Linked DNA regions of Homo sapiens: region 2 is linked to region 1. A link is a loop called in an ENCODE intact Hi-C map of the cell type or tissue named here. Cell type or tissue: MCF 10A. All regions are shown on one strand.

The links. Hi-C counts contacts between places; a loop is a spot of excess contacts. Peaks named below come from ENCODE experiments on the same cell type or tissue, not always from the same donor. Only the 100,000 strongest peaks of a DNase experiment are listed, where the experiment ranks them.
Region 2: a loop joins it to region 1, with 11 times the contacts of the local background. A loop is called at or near these places in 3 of 110 quality-filtered maps.

The regions. Positions count from the first base shown.
Region 1 is chr12:27,936,989-27,944,988 of GRCh38, reverse strand. No RefSeq gene overlaps it. Among named protein-coding and RNA genes, the nearest start is that of PTHLH, 32 kb to the left of the region's middle. In MCF 10A, a CTCF peak has its summit at 4,002 (motif pointing right); a DNase peak (open chromatin) is centred at 4,028.
Region 2 is chr12:28,169,043-28,177,042 of GRCh38, reverse strand. No RefSeq gene overlaps it. Among named protein-coding and RNA genes, the nearest start is that of CCDC91, 17 kb to the left of the region's middle. In MCF 10A, a CTCF peak has its summit at 4,428 (motif pointing right); a DNase peak (open chromatin) is centred at 4,412.

The DNA of each region.
Region 1 (8,000 bases):
ACCTCTCTGCATCAGCACTAGCATTATGCTCATTTTACACATGAGGAAGGTGAAGCATAACAAGGTGTAGTAATTTGCTGCAGGAAATGGCAGCGTTGGGATGTGAGTCCCAGCAGTCGGGATCCTGAATCTGCCTATTTCACTACTGCCCTATACTGTTTAAATCCTATTTTATGTAGGGTGGTCAAGGAAGACTTCCCTGATATGGAAACATCTGAGCAAAGGCCTGAAGGAAGCAAGGGAAAGAGGCATGTAGGGAATAGCATTCCAGGCAGAAGGAAGGTCAAGCTGATGTCAGTGAGGTAGGTGTGTGCTTGGTGAGTCTCGAGAACTCTCTGACATATGCAACCCTGCAGAATGAAAGCCCTTCCTCTCTCTCCAGAATCCATTTTATGTTCATTTATCTGCTATTTTTAGTTCCCTCAACACGCCTTTCATTCTCCCACCTCTAGAACTCTTCCTCCCTGAACACTCCTCCCCAGCCTTCCATGTGCTTTCCTTTGTCAGGCTAACTTCTCTGGGCCTCATCTTACTCACATCTTCCATTATGTCTTCTTTGAACTCGCTGTTTCTCAAGTAGTGAGCCCCATAGCTCTGTGCTTTTCCTCCCGATAGCTAACATTTATTAGGTTCCCCCTCCGGCCCCCACCACCATGAGACAGGATTATGTTAAGAACTTGGCTGGCATCATAGCATGTCAATCCCATAAGAACCCAAATATAATAGGTTTTGTTAGTGCCTCCATTTTCTGGATAAGAAATCTGCGGCTTGAAGGTCAAGCAACTCACCAAGGTTACAAAGCAAGAGCCTGAGTCTAGATAATGCCAAAATCCCTGTTCTAAGCATTCTGTCCAGCACTTATCACACTGTTCTGTGATTGTATGTTCACATAGCTGTCACCCACTAAGCTCCTTAAAGCAAGGACTGTGTCATGTTCCCTAGTGTCTGGAATGGTTTCTGCCACATAAGTTGAATAAACATGTGCTGAATCAATGAAAGGAACATAGCAGCTCTTTGCATGAGCGGAGCATCCCTGTTCTCAGCATCACCAAATCTGGGTGAGAACACTTGGATCTGAGGCTTAATTCTGATGTTTAGCAACTGTGCCTGCACCATTCACACCCTCTTTCTTCAGCCAGACCACACCACGTATTTCAGATTCTGCATTTCTGCTCACTCCATATTCTCTATCCATCAAGCTTCTCCTGACCAGCCTCAATCTTTGATAAGAGCCTCATATACTAGCCAGATGCAGTGGTCCACACCTGTAATCCCATCTCTTTAGGATATTAAGGCAGATGAATCACTTGAGTTCAGGAGTTCGAGACCAGCCTGGGCAAAATAGTGAGACTTCATCTCTACAAAAAATACAAAAATTAGCCAGGTATAATGGTGCACACCTGTGGGTCCTAGCTACTCAGGAGGCTGAGGTGCAAGGATCACTTGAGCCTGGAAGGTCAAGACTGCAGTGAGCTGAGATTGTGCCACTGCACTCCAGCTTGGGTGACAAAGTGAGAAACCTATCTCAAAAAAAAAAAAAAAAAAAAAAAAAAAGAGACTAATATACTGACTCAGAGATATATTGATTGTCCGGGACAGTCTCTCCAAAAATCCAGAACTTTGCCAACATATCGCCTTCAAGAACACTCCATAGACAATTCCTTATTCTCTACTCCTGACTCTGAGCTGTTCCCTGCATCTCTCTGATTTTTGTACCATATATTGTTTGGTATCCAAATAACATACCATATATTGTTTGGATCTGATTTGTACCATATATTTTAAACTTATTATGACTACATAACATCATAAAAGATTCCTCAGTTGTTCTATTTCTCCAATCATACAACAACATGGTGGACAATAATCAATTCTTTAAAGAACTTAAATGATATTTAAAAGGCTTGTTTATAGAAATGATTCTCAGTAAACTATCGCAAGAAGAAAAAACCAAACACCGCATATTCTCACTCATAGGTGGGAATTGAACAATGAGATCACATGGACACAGGAAGGGGAATATCACACTCTGGGGACTGTTGTGGGGTCGGGGGAGGGGGGAGGGATAGCACTGGGAGATATACCTAATGCTAGATGACGAGTTAGTGGGTGCAGCGCAGCAGCATGGCACATGTATACATATGTAACTAACCTGCACAATGTGCACATGTACCCTAAAACTTAAAGTATAATAAAAAAAAAAGAAAAAAAATGCTAATTCAAGAGTTATTAAAGCTTTACCTAGCACTCATGTATGGGAAGTGGTTTTAAATATTATAGAGTATGAACAGTTTTTGAGATATGTAATATTTGGATTTGAATTTTTGCTTACGTCTTTTTAATTAAAACTTTACAGTGTAACAGGTCATGCTCTGGATCAAACTCATTTTGTTTCTATTCTGAACACTGTAGAATCCATATCTAAGGAAGAACAGGCTGTGAGATGCATATGTGATAGTAATTTCTTCAAAATAACAACTAAATAACAAAATAACTCCTAAGTAAACATTTCTAGAAATAGATCATTACACACACACACATCACACGTTTTAAAGAAATCACACCAAGCTTGGTGCAGTGGCTCACATCTGTAATCCCAGCACTTTGGGAGGCCGAGACAGGCAGATCACAAGGTCAGGAGTTCATGACCAGCCTGGCCAACATGGTGAAACCCCATCTCTACTAAAAATACAAAAATTAACTGGGCATGGTGGCACACGCCTGTAGTCCCAGCTACTCAGGAGGCTGAGGCAAAAGAATCGCTTGAATCCAGGAGGCGGAGGTTGCAGTGAGCCAAGATCGTGCCACTGCACTCCAGCCTGGGTGACAGAGCAAGACTCCATCTCAAAAAAAAAGAAAGAAATCACACCACTGATCTGGTGAAAGTTATTAAGATATTAGAGTACTATGATGTTGTGATAATTACAGACCTTTTTCACTAGCATAGCTTCTCTTCATTTGTAATATTGCCTAAGAGTGAGCATTTCTTATGTACTGAGCACTGTCAAGGGCATTGTATGCATTATTTCATTGAATTCTTCAAAACCCCTCTGAAGTAGGTAAGGTGATTGTCTCATTTTGCAGATGAAAACCATTAAACTCATTGATTCAAAGAACATGTGCCCAGAAAGGTCATGTCAGAATTGGAAGCAGACAATCTGAGTCCAGAGCCTCTGCCTTTCCTAAAATATAGATTAATTCATAAATTCAGATATCATTAGGGAATTTAAAAAGTCAAAAATTTTGCTACATAGTCTTTACAATTGACAAATAGGAAAAAGAAAGAAGAAAAAAAACCGATGCATAAGGTAAGATGTTGAAATTTCTTACATTAATTTAATATGTATGGTCTATTTGTCTTCTGGAAAAAATAGCATTTCCCATTAATTATAAAATAGTTCTAAATTATGGAATAAAATACTTGCTTCATGCCATATGATTTAAAACTTATTCATTAGCAAGCACCACAGATTTTCTTATATTCAAATATTATTTTTTCTCAATGTCAACATATACCACTTTTAAGCCTAAGGACTATTTGATCATCACTTTGAGAAGTTTCTTGTTGCAAAATAACAGGTTGGCAAAGAAAATACTGAATTTGCCAACTTAAAAATGTTAGTCATGATATTTATGTCTAAAGTTCATCATTCGTTTTGTAAAACCTCTAGTGTCTTTTCATTATTATTAAATATTGAAGTTTTCTAAAAACACAAACCAACAAAAATTTTGGTATGAATTATGCCACATTAATATAAAATTTCCAGAGCTTCAAAAGTTTTTTTTTTTAAACCACATAAAACAGAGCTGGAAGATATTTTAAAAGGTCACAAGGTTCATCCTCAACCACTTGCAATCAAGACTAGTATCTAAGAGACACATTTTAAGATTGTTTACTAGAATAATTTCAATCATATTCATAAATTGTGCTCTGATTATTTAACATGAAACATGTTACTGGCATACTCTTAAATTCAGCTGACAGCCTGGGAGTGACCACGAGGTGGCAGCACAGGAGACACTCAGCCTTGAATTCAACTTGTACTCCCCTGACTGGAGGAGTAAGCCAGAGAAAGGTAGGTATAGAAGAAGACGCAACACTCTCCTTTCTCTTAGAACTTTCAGATTGTGTGGCTTTGCTGGCCATTCCATTTATGGGTTAGAGGAGCCAAAAACAAGAATTACTTTTTTAATGGAGGAAAATATCACCTATAAGCTCATTCCTTTTCACGTTTTCCTTCATAGGCATGTTTTTGCGTAGTTGTTGTACATATAATTTTCTGGTCTTCTAATCTATTTTACACTGTTTCTGTTTTCCTGCTTTAAAATTTCAATGGATGGCTGGGCAGTGTTTCAGGCCTGTAATCGCAACACTTTGGGAAGCCACGGCAGAAGATCTCTTGAGGCCAGGAGTTCAAGACTGGCCTGGGCAACATAGCAAGACCTCATCTCTACAAAAATTTTAAAAATTAGCCAGGGGCAGTGGCATGTGCCTGTAGTCCTAGCTACTCAGCAGATGGAGGCAGGAGAATCACTTGAGACCAGGAGTCCCAGGACGCAGAGAGCTATGATTGCGCCACTGCACTCCAGCCTGGGCAATGGAGCAAGATCCTGTCTTAAAGAAACTTTTTCAAAAAATGTCAATGGCTTCTCCCTGCTCTTCTCAAATGGCCCTTGATGGTCCCTCCAGCCTTTTCTTTTCCAAAGTGATCTCCCTGCAGACCACAGGACATGGCACAGTGAAACACACTCAATTCATATTTATTGAAGTTTTCATTTTTTAAAAATTATTGTGGCAAAAAAATAAGGTTTTCTATCTTAGCCATTTTAAGAGTGCAGTTTAGTAGTGTTAAGTATATTCACATTGTTCTACAACAGATCTCCAAGACTCTTTCGCCATGCAAATCTGAAAGTCTATGCCCATTAAACAATTCCCCTTTTCCTCCACTACACCCACCAGTCCCTGGTAACCACGATTCTACTTTGTTTCTGTGATTTTGACTACTTCAAATACCTCACATAAGTGGAATGATATGATACTTGTCTTTTTGTTACTGGCTTTTTTCACATAATATTATCGGGGTTTATCTATGTTGTAGTATGTGACAGAGTTTTATTCTTTTTTTTTTTCTTTTTTTTTTTTTGAGACGGAGTCTCGCTCTGTCGCCCAGGCTGGAGTGCAGTGGCGTGATCTCGGCTCACTGCAAGCTCCTCCTCCCGGGTTCACGCCATTCTCCTGCCTCAGCCTCCCAAGTAGCTGGGACTACAGGCGCCCGCCACCACGCCCGACTAACTTTTTGTATTTTTAGTAGAGACGGGGTTTCACCGTGTTAGCCAGGATGGTCTCGATCTCCTGACCTTGCGATCCGCCAGCCTCGGCCTCCCAAAGTGCTGGGATTACGGGCGTGAGCCACCATGCCCGGCTGTTTTATTCCTTTTTGAGGCTGAGTAATATTCCATTGTATGGATTTACTGTGTTTTGCTTATCCTCCATCCATTCATGGACATTTGGATTGCTTCTATCTCTTGGCTACTACGAATAATGCTGCTATAAACATGGATGGGCAAATATCTCTTTGAGATCCCTCATTTAGCTTTTTTGGATGTATACTCAGAAGTGGGATTGCTGGACCATATGGTACTTCTATTTTTAATTTTTTTAGGAAGCTCCATACTATTTTCCATAGAGCTACATCATTTTAGTTTCCCACCAACAGTGCCCAAGGGTTCCAATTTCTCTTCGTCCTTACCAATCTTGTTACTTTTGGGGTTTTGTTTGTTTGTTTGTTGAAACAGGATCCCACTACATTGCCCAGGCTGGTCTCAAACTCCTAGCCTCAAGCTATCTTCCTCCTACCTTTGAGTCCCAAAGAGCTGGGATTACAGGCATAAGTCACCACACCCGGCCTACTTTTGTTTGTTTGTTTGTTTGTTTGTTTGTTTTCATAATAGCCATCCTAACAAGTATGAGGTAATATCTCATTGTGTTTTTGATTTGCATTTCTCTGATTAGTAATATTAAGCATTTTTTCATATGTTTGTATGTCTTCTTTAGAGAAATGTCTATTCAAGTCCTTCATCCTTTTTAAAATCAGCTTGTCTTTTTGTTGTTAAGTTGTACAAGTTCTTTATATTTTCTAGATATTAACACCTTATCAGATATATGATTTGCAAATATTTTCTCCCATTCTGTAAGTTACCTTTTCACTCTGTTGATTGTGCCCTTTGATACACAGAAGTACCAATTTTTTTTAAAGAAATGACTTGGCGTTCACAATTACCATTCTTTGCGGCAGCCACATCATACTTCCACTCAGCAAATAGTTACATCTAAATTGAGTTAACCATTCCTCTGTTATAAAACATTTCCTATTCTGGATAATTCCACTAAAATAGTTTTGTGAGTATAATTTTTTTCCTTGTCTTAATGGTTATTTTCTTAGAATATATTTCCAGAAGTAAAATTACTGGATCAAATAATATGAACATTTTATAGTTTTTGATACTTGCTAAATTTTTCTTATTAATTTCCATGACCAACTATAATATTCAAACAGTCACTGTTTATTGAACTCTTAGAATAAACTGAGTGCTTAGAATGTATCAAGGACTCAGCTACATTCTTTGCACATAGTATCACTTGTTCTCACATCAATGCTGCAAAGTAGGAAACATCACCATATTATGGTTAATAATATAGATTTACCCTTGTATTAGTTACCAAGATCACACAGCTTATAAGTGGCAGAATTATCATTTGATTTTAATTCTGCCTAATTCCAAACACCGTATGAATCTTTTCATGATACTACATTGCTTGTCTGTGTTTGAGAATATACCACTTTTACCTTTTCTTCACTCCAGTTTTGAGAATTGTAGTGTTTGCTAATTCAATCGAAGAAAAATAGATAATTGCTATTTTAAAATACATGCCTTTGATTACATGCACAGACGAATATTTTTCCACATTTTGTTTACTCTACTCCTTATTGTCTCCCTCCCCAACACCAAATGGATGTTTCCTGTCTCTGCACAACAGTATAGCACATAGCCTTTTCACAGTAAGGGTTATTACACAACTTTTATCCTGCCTTGAATTGTGCAACTTTCTCTTATTTTTTTTGTATCTTCTGCTTTATTTTCATATCTTATCAAATAATTTAACTTTTTCTAGAGTGAAGATATTCACCTTTTATCCAACATATTTGTTGCAGTATGTTCTTTGCCAATTTGTTATTTTCCTTTTTATTATTGTTTTCCTATTTACATCAAATAGTTCTTAATTTTTACACATCTAGTTTGATGTTGATCATTTACTTGGTGGTTTCTTCTATTGCTGCTTTGCATAGAAGTTTATTCTAGCTCCACTAATAGATGTCTGATTAATATTTCTACTTTCTTGTTAGTTTTTCTGTTTCAAACCAATTCTACTATTTAAATATTTAATCCCTCTAAAATTTATTTTGAATCATAATATAAATGTAAAGGTATCACTTTTTCAAAATTGTAAAGCAGATAGCCCCAATACCATTAATAATCTTCCCTTTCCTCACTATTCTGTAATGCCTTAATTATATATTAAAGTCATTTACATGAACTAATTAATTTTTAAGATAACTTTGTGATATAATTAGAATTAAAGTGTACAATTCAATGGCTTTAGTATAGTCACAGAGTTATGCAACTGTCACCACAACCTACTTCCAGAATATTTTCATTACCCCAAAAAGAAACCACACATCTCTTAGCAGTCACTCCCCATTATCCCCTTCTCCCAGCCTCTGGCAACCACTAATCTACTTTCTGTCTTTATAAATTTGCCTATTCTGGACATTTCATACAAATGGAATCATCCAATGTGTGGCCCCTTAAGACTGTTTCTTTTTTTTTTTTTTTCACTTATTTTCTTTCTTTCCCTTCAGGTTCATTCATGTTGCAGCACATATTAATACTTCATTGCATTTTATGGCCAAATAATGTTCCAATGTATAGATATACCA
Region 2 (8,000 bases), 230 kb before region 1:
CACCTTTCTCCAGCCTCCTCCTGCAGGAAATGAGAGCTTCTTTTTTATGCAGCCAAAGAGGCCCTCTGACAATCTCACTTGGTTTTTAATTGCTTGTTATTCGCTCTGATTTTTTCATTATCTTTGTGTAGAGCATCAATACCGCTTAGCAATAGCCATCCAATTCCTTTATCTTTATCGCTACTTTATTCCCCATACATCTCAAATATATCTGATTCATCTGGCCAGTTCACAAACAGTGAAAATGTTAATAATTTGATTACTACCTTGTGATAATAGCTGTTTGTGCTCCATTTACCACAAGTAATGCCAGGAGGCAATGAATGACTCAGGCAAAAAGCCCATCACCTACTCTCTTGGACCAGTCCTGGTACCAAATTCATGGATTGCATTCTCAGGAAGCAGACGCCAAAACAAGAATTTCAGCATGCCAGCATGCAGGGTGCTTATTAGGGATCAAACCTTTGATAGGAAGTGAAGTGAAACAGCATTGGTCAGAGAGAGAAGTTGAACTGCGATACAGACGCAACAGAACTTCAGCCAACTCAGCAGAAAGCTCTGGAACAAATATGTCTATCAGAGTTGTCCTGCATTTGTATTCAGACTTCTCTCCTCTACCAGATGCAGATTGCCCTGGTTAAGGGTAGGACCTTGGAAAAGACTGCTCTCTGAACCTGAACAGACAGCTATAAATTACTGGCCATATTTCCTGCAGCTGCATAGGAAATCCTCTTTGAAGAGGAATCTGGGGGTGCATCTCGGTGTCTATCACATTAAACCACTAGGAAGTTTCTCTGTGGATGAAGCATTCTCATCTTTGTTTTTGAACATGCTGTTTCCTCTTCCAGGCATAATCTTCCTTCTGTCGGTCTCCTGGATAGCATCTGTCCATCCCTGGAGATTCAACTCAGACTCAACCTCCTCTGGAAAGTCTTCTCTGAAATTTCCAGATTATATTAGCTGCCTATTCTCTGAGGCCTCATCACACTTCATTTATACTAATATTATAGCCATTCACAAGCCACATTGTAATAATTTGCTTACACCTTTTGCCCTATATATTATGAAATCCTTGAAGACATGGATTATGTGTTTATTTTTGTATCCACAACATCTAAAATAATGTCTTTCACATAAGAAACACTATGTAGAAAATCTGAAACAATTAACCAAAAAAACCCCTCCTGGAACTAATAAGCAATTATAACAAAGTTTCAGGATGCAAGTTTAATAAACAAAAGCTAAATAAACTCTTACCATATGATCCAGCAATCATGCTCCTTGGTAATTAACCAATGAATTGAAAACTTAGGTCCACACAAAAATCTGCACATGGATATTTGCAGCAGCTTTACTCATAATTGCCAACACTTGAAAAGAACCAAGAGATCCTCAGAAGGTGAGTGGATAAATGAACTATGGTATATCAGACAATGGAATATTATTCAACATGAAAAGATAATGAGCTATCAAGCCTTGAAAAGACAAGGAAGAAACTTAAATGCATATTACTAAGTGAAAGGAGCCAATCTGTGAAAAGCTACATACTGTGCTTCTAACTATATGACATTCTGGGAAAGGTAAGACCATAAAGACAGTTAAAAGATCAGTGGTTGACAGGGATTGGCAGGAGAAAAGGGTGAATAGGCAGAGCACAGAGAATTTCTCAGACAGTAAAACTATTCTGTAGGTACTACAGTGATGGATATGTCATTATACATTTGTCAAAACCTATTGAATATACAACATCAAGAGTGAACCCTCATGTAAACCATGAGCTTTGTGTGTAATGATGTGTCAATGTAGGTTTATCAACTGTAACACGTGTACTCTGGTAGTAGGGGTGTAAGGCATGTGTGGGGACAGGGAATATATGGGAACTCTGTACTTTCTGCTGTTTGTGAAACTAAAACTGCTCTAAGAAATAAAGTTTATTAATTAAAAAACTGTAAAGCCTTATATGAAGATAAGATGTCAGTCAACATTATATACAAATTGTCAAAGTCATTTAAAATATGCCATTTAAATTCTATGACTTAGTGGTTGCCTTTTATTTTTTGCATGGTACCAACCAAAACAAATTAGATATAAGAAAAAGCAAACTAAGGACTTCATATAATGCATTATAATATTGTGTTGTATCACATACAATGCTGTCAATTTCCCTATTTGATATATAAATATTTGCTTTATTTTAGACGGTTTCAGTACAATACAAAATACAGATATATTCTATTTGATTAAATTGTGATGGCATATATTGGTAGATATTCATTCAAAGGCTGAACATTTAATAATGAAAAAAACTACTGGAAAGTAATTAAGGAAGTTGCTAATCAGTTCATTAATTAAGTATATCTGCTGCACATTATACAGAAACAAATTAAAAAGGATTCTGTGCTAGCCAGAAATTCCCTCTCAAATGTAGTCAAAAGAGAAGATTAAAAACAAACAAAATGAAAACAAAACTGAGTGAATTATTTCTATGGGAAATTGCAATTTGATATATACCATTTATCCTTATGGTACCTTTTAAGCTACATAATATACAATACAAAAATTGAGTTTAAATATATAGTACACATACAGTTAATATCTGTTGGTTTAAAATCATTATTCATTAATGTCTGATATCATTAGAAACAGAGTTTTACAGTTAAATGAACTTAGATGCAATTTTATTTGAACTCCTCTCTGAATTCAGGAAACTAGTACCCACAGTTAAGCAACAAATCAGCAGAAACCAGCAGGAAAGTGTCTCACAGAAGGCTTTCTTATTTGAAAGCAAAATAAATTAACAATAAGTAAAAACCAGTTTACTGAGTTTGCGCATAAATGGCCTCAGACAATTAAAAGATTGAGATTCAAGAAAGGATGTGGTTCTTATATTTTTTTTTTCTTTTTTTGAAAAATTCCACCCTCACTTTGGCCCTCCAGCTTCCTCCTTACCCCCTTTTTTGTTCTTATATAATTTAAACTTTCAACTGCATGATAAAGAACGTAAGGAAAAATTACATTTCTATTTTAGTAGGTTCTAGATGATCAATCAGTTGCTTGGATTTTGAAGAGTCAAAATTTTGATAAATGGGGACATATTTTTATCAAGTTTAGCACTCCGTTAAACAAGAAAGCATTTATTCTATGTTTTTACAAGTGTTTTTTTTTTCAGTAAGGATATTTACACTTATTTGAAGATCATCCATTATTTGTATAACTTTTACAAAATGCAGATTCCTGAAGTTAGGAATAGAATTAAAAATGGACAAATATACTTGTGTACAAACAGCAAATAGAGTTGATTTCAGAAGCTAATGAACGTTAGACACTGGGTTATTTGTGTACCTCCTAGAATGTGAGGTTTGAGTGGTTTCATACCTGTTCTGAAGCTTTCATTATTGATTTAGCTGTGAATGGTATTCAGTCAGCTGGTAATAAATGAGTAATATCACCCAGCAATATGGCAGTTTTGATATGGTCAAAAGCTAGACATACCTGTGGTCCTTCCAAATCAAAGAGTACTTCTAATGTTATAAGATTGATTATTTGATTTTTGGACTTCTCCTCAAGAATGAGAAAGCTCCATGTTTTTATATATGAAATAAGACTCGTTTATGTGAATGTAGAGAATTTAGCATGTCAATTACAAAGAATCTGACTTCTCTGCAAGCTGAGAACAATATGTGATATGGTTTGGCTCTGTGTCCCCACCCAAATCTCATGTCAAATTGTAATACTCAGTGTTGGAGGAGGGGCCTGGTGGGATGTGATTGGATCTTGGGGGCAGATTCCCCCTTGCTGTTCTCGTGATAGTGAGTTCTCATGAGATCTGGTTGTTTAAAAGTGTGTAGCACTTCCCTCTTTGCTCTCTCTCTCCTGCTGCACCATGTGAAGATGTGCCTGCTTCCCCTTCACCTTCCACCATGATTGTAAGTTTCCTGAGGCCTCCCTAGCCATGCTTCCTGTATAGCCTGTGGAACCATGAGTCAACTAAACCTCTTTTCTTCATAAATTACCGAGTTGCATGTAGTTCCTTATAGCAATGCTAGAACGGACTAATACAACATGTTTTACCATTGTTTTCATACAATGCTTTGGGGATATATGAAGATGCAGGGAAATGTCATGGTAGAAGTAATAGCACAATTTTTTGAAAAGCTTGGGTTAGTAAGACTCATTACAAATATTCTGGATCCATTTTTGGCTAAATGAAGAGGAAAATTTTACCAACTGATGGCCATTTGATGACCTGCATGGAAAGAATTAGTAGGCTCAGGAGAGTATACAGTTGAGAGAAGTGATCACATCACAAAATGTGACATAATTCTTTGGCACTAACTGGCATCCTAGGCATGGAGAGTGAATTACATTCTCAACTCTGAATTTCCCCCTCTAGATTACCCATGTGGCTCACCAGAGGGCAGTGTGCAGTAATCAACTCTTTTGCTTCCTGCATTGGATGTCTCCTATGGAAAAACCAATGTCAAATAATCAGAACCAGACAACAGGCAAGACAATAGGTTATGAAAGTTGTTTATTAGATTTGTTGTACTGTGCCCTGTACATGGAATTCTTAACATTGAAAAATTAACCAATTACCGCATGAGAGATCATGTAATAAGGTTTTAGTGAATTCTGTATAATAGTTTCAATTTTATGACAATGATTTTGGCATTGCTGAGGTCAAGTGTCTCTTTTAGACTTAAAAATGTATAATATCCACTGGTCGATAAATTGCCTTGCTTCACATATCTCACACCTGAATTCTCAAGAGTTTCCAGTATTGCATACAGATTTATTCAGTGAATATTAATCGAACAATTAGAATGTGGGATATAACAAGATAAAGTACCTATAAATCCTGCTTACAAGAAACTTGAAATCTATCAAGGGATTAAAGTGTAAATGAAAATTAATACACTATCAAAATTACATAAAGTGGGAGTTACATATAAAATACTAAGAGAATTCAGTGAAGGAAAAGATAAAGGCATTTGGAAAGGGTTCAAAATTTGAGCTGAGTCTCACAGGTGAGGCAGAAAGCATTTGGACATATTGAGAGTAATGAAAGCACATGCCAAATAAAGAAAACATCATGGATGCACAAAATTAAAGGACCTAGACGGTTAGGGTATATGAAAGGTAGTAGTGGGAAATAATGCTAAAGAGTCATAGAGTGAATATGTCTTTGAGTGTACTGAATACCAGCCATACTCCAAAAACTGAACTGACAACAGGAAGTTGTTATAGGAGTAAAAGATCAGCTTCAGCATTTTGTACTAAAAAAATTGATATAGCAGTTTTTTTGTGGGATGGACTGATAAATAAGCTCCCAAAGGTAGGGAGATCTGTTAAAAAGGTATCTCATTAATCCTGTAGGCTTTGAGATTGAATAAAGAAGGCAAGCAAGGGATTCTGTAAAAGTAGAATTGGTATGAGTAAAAACTAAGTAGATGTGGGTGGGGTAAAGAGAGAAAGAAGTCAAAACATAGTCTGAGGTTTTGAGCTGATGTAGGAGGACGATGACTTCATTCATTGAAATACAGGACCCAGGCGAAGGAGATTTGGGAAAGAAATTGGTGTGTTTACCAAAAATCTTAAATAAAAAAATCCTAGTCAAAATCTTTATGAAGCTAAATAGTTTCTTATCTTTTCATCTTTTATAAATTAATTCAGATGTATTTGGAGGGCTCATTATTCTTGATACCTTCAAAAGTCTACAGAAGCAACATTTTGTTTACTAAAATGTTTTGCAATTGTTAAAAGTGAAAATCAGAGGGCTATATTGTTCACTTAAGCTTAACAGAGTTGAATTACATTGTCACAATAAATGGGAGGAGCTGCAAGGTGTCCTCCCACCACTGAGGAAAATAAGGCTTGTTAAACTTAGCTGTTATTAAAAATGTAAATGTACCCTAATTTTAGCAAATGGAAAGTTTCTGCTTAACACAGAGACAATTGCAACCTTTCTCTTATGTAATCATGTTCTATATGTTTTTCTTTCTAATAAAAAAAGAACATTTGAAGGAATCAGTAATAATCCTATTGAAGAAAGAAAGAATAAAATGTAACTCCCTGATAAAAACATCTTTTATGTACTAACTGAAAATGGCTGTGATGGAGCCCCGTTAGGCTCAAATATATTGTAATATTTTTCCCTAACTTGGTTAACAATTACAAAACCCAGAGACCAATCTGTCAAAGAAACTTTTCCAAGCTGAAGCATCTGCTTTTGTGGCAATTTTTTCAATCAATTGTATAGAAAGTTTTGGAGTTGTCTTGAGTTCATCTGTTAATTTGTCTACTCAAATTAAGTATATGACATTATAAGTAGCATAGACTTATTTCTTGGTCACCAAAAAACAAAATCTAGTAGCATATTTTTGCCACATGAGTTTTATAATCATATCTTTCTTGGCCCCTGAAACACCTACTAAACAGATATCTCTTGTCCACAGTTATAGACCCTATAGCTTGAATTTTTTTTCTGTGTAAACGACAGAGGAGTCCTCTACATATTAATCCTGTTCTCTCCACCCTGCCCTCATACCTATATAATTATTTAGAACAAAAATAGCCTCTAGTATTGATGCGCTATTGTGCTTTATATTTTAATGTGTGTCTGGACAAATTCTAATTGAAAGGCTTTATGCAATTTATCAGAGTCACTTTGCTTGGTCACCTACTTGTGCTAACGCATTCATGATTTCAGCACCCTCAGGACATCAGGTGAACTTTTAGAAGATGAGACCACCACATTGTACTGTGATTGCCTCCTCTCTTGTTAATATACCCCTACAGAATTTAAGCCATCTGAGGCGAAGGACAGTGTCTACTTTAGGAGTTTGTCTGAATGCCTGAACCCTTTAGAAAACAAGGAGGGAGTGAAAAGTTTATCTTGGGCCAAGACTTCTGACAGTAGGAAAATTCAAAACATTGGCTGGTATCCTAAAGGGAAGTCAAGGGAGTACTAGGGAAATTAGATTATAATTATTATCTGAAAATTGAAAAGCATAAGAGAATTAAAAATCTCTAGTTTTTATTTCCTTAAATATCTATCTAATATATCTGCATGTATTTTTGTATGAAAGCATGTGTTTATTTTTTCATTTAATTGTGATAAAGTATATCTAACAAAATTTATTTTCTTAACCATTTTTAAGTGTACACTTCAGTGGCATTATGTACATTCACATTGTTGTGCAACCATCACCACCATGTCTCCAGAACTCCCTTTACCTTGCAAAACTGAAACTCGTACCCATTCAATAACTCTCCTTTCCCCCCATCCCACCAGCCCCTAGCAGCCATCATTCCACTGTCTGTCTTTATCAATATGACTACTCTACATTCTTCATGTAAGTGAAATTATATAGTATTTGTCTCTTTCTGACTGGCTTATTTCACCTAGCAGAATGTCCTCAAGGTTCATCCACATTTTAGTAAGTGTCAGATTTTCTTCCTTTTTTAAGGCTGAATAACATTCTGTTGTATGCATACACCACATTTTGTTTATCCATTCCTCCATCCATCAGTGACACTTGGGTTGTTTCCACCTTTTGGCTCTTGTGGATAATGCTGCTATGTACATGGGTGTGCAAGGATCTCTTCAAGACCGTGCTTTTAATTCTTTGGCGTATATACCCAGAAGTAGAATTGTTAGATCATGTGGTTATTCTTTTTTTTTTTTTTTGAGTCGGAGTCTTGCTCTGTCGCCCAGGCTGGAGTGCAGTGGTGCGTTCTCGGCTCACTGCAAGCTCCACCTCCCAGATTCACGCCATTCTCCTGCCTCAGCTTCCCAAGTAGCTGGGACTACAGGCGCCCGCCACCACGCCCGGCTAATTTTTTGTATTTTTTAGTGGAGACGGGGTTTCACCGTGTTAGCCAGGATGGTCTCGATCTCCTGACCTCGTGATCTGCCCACCTCGGCCTCCCAAAGTGCTGGGATTACAGGCGTGAGCCACTGCGCCTGGCCAGTTATTGTTTTTTAATTTTTTTGATGA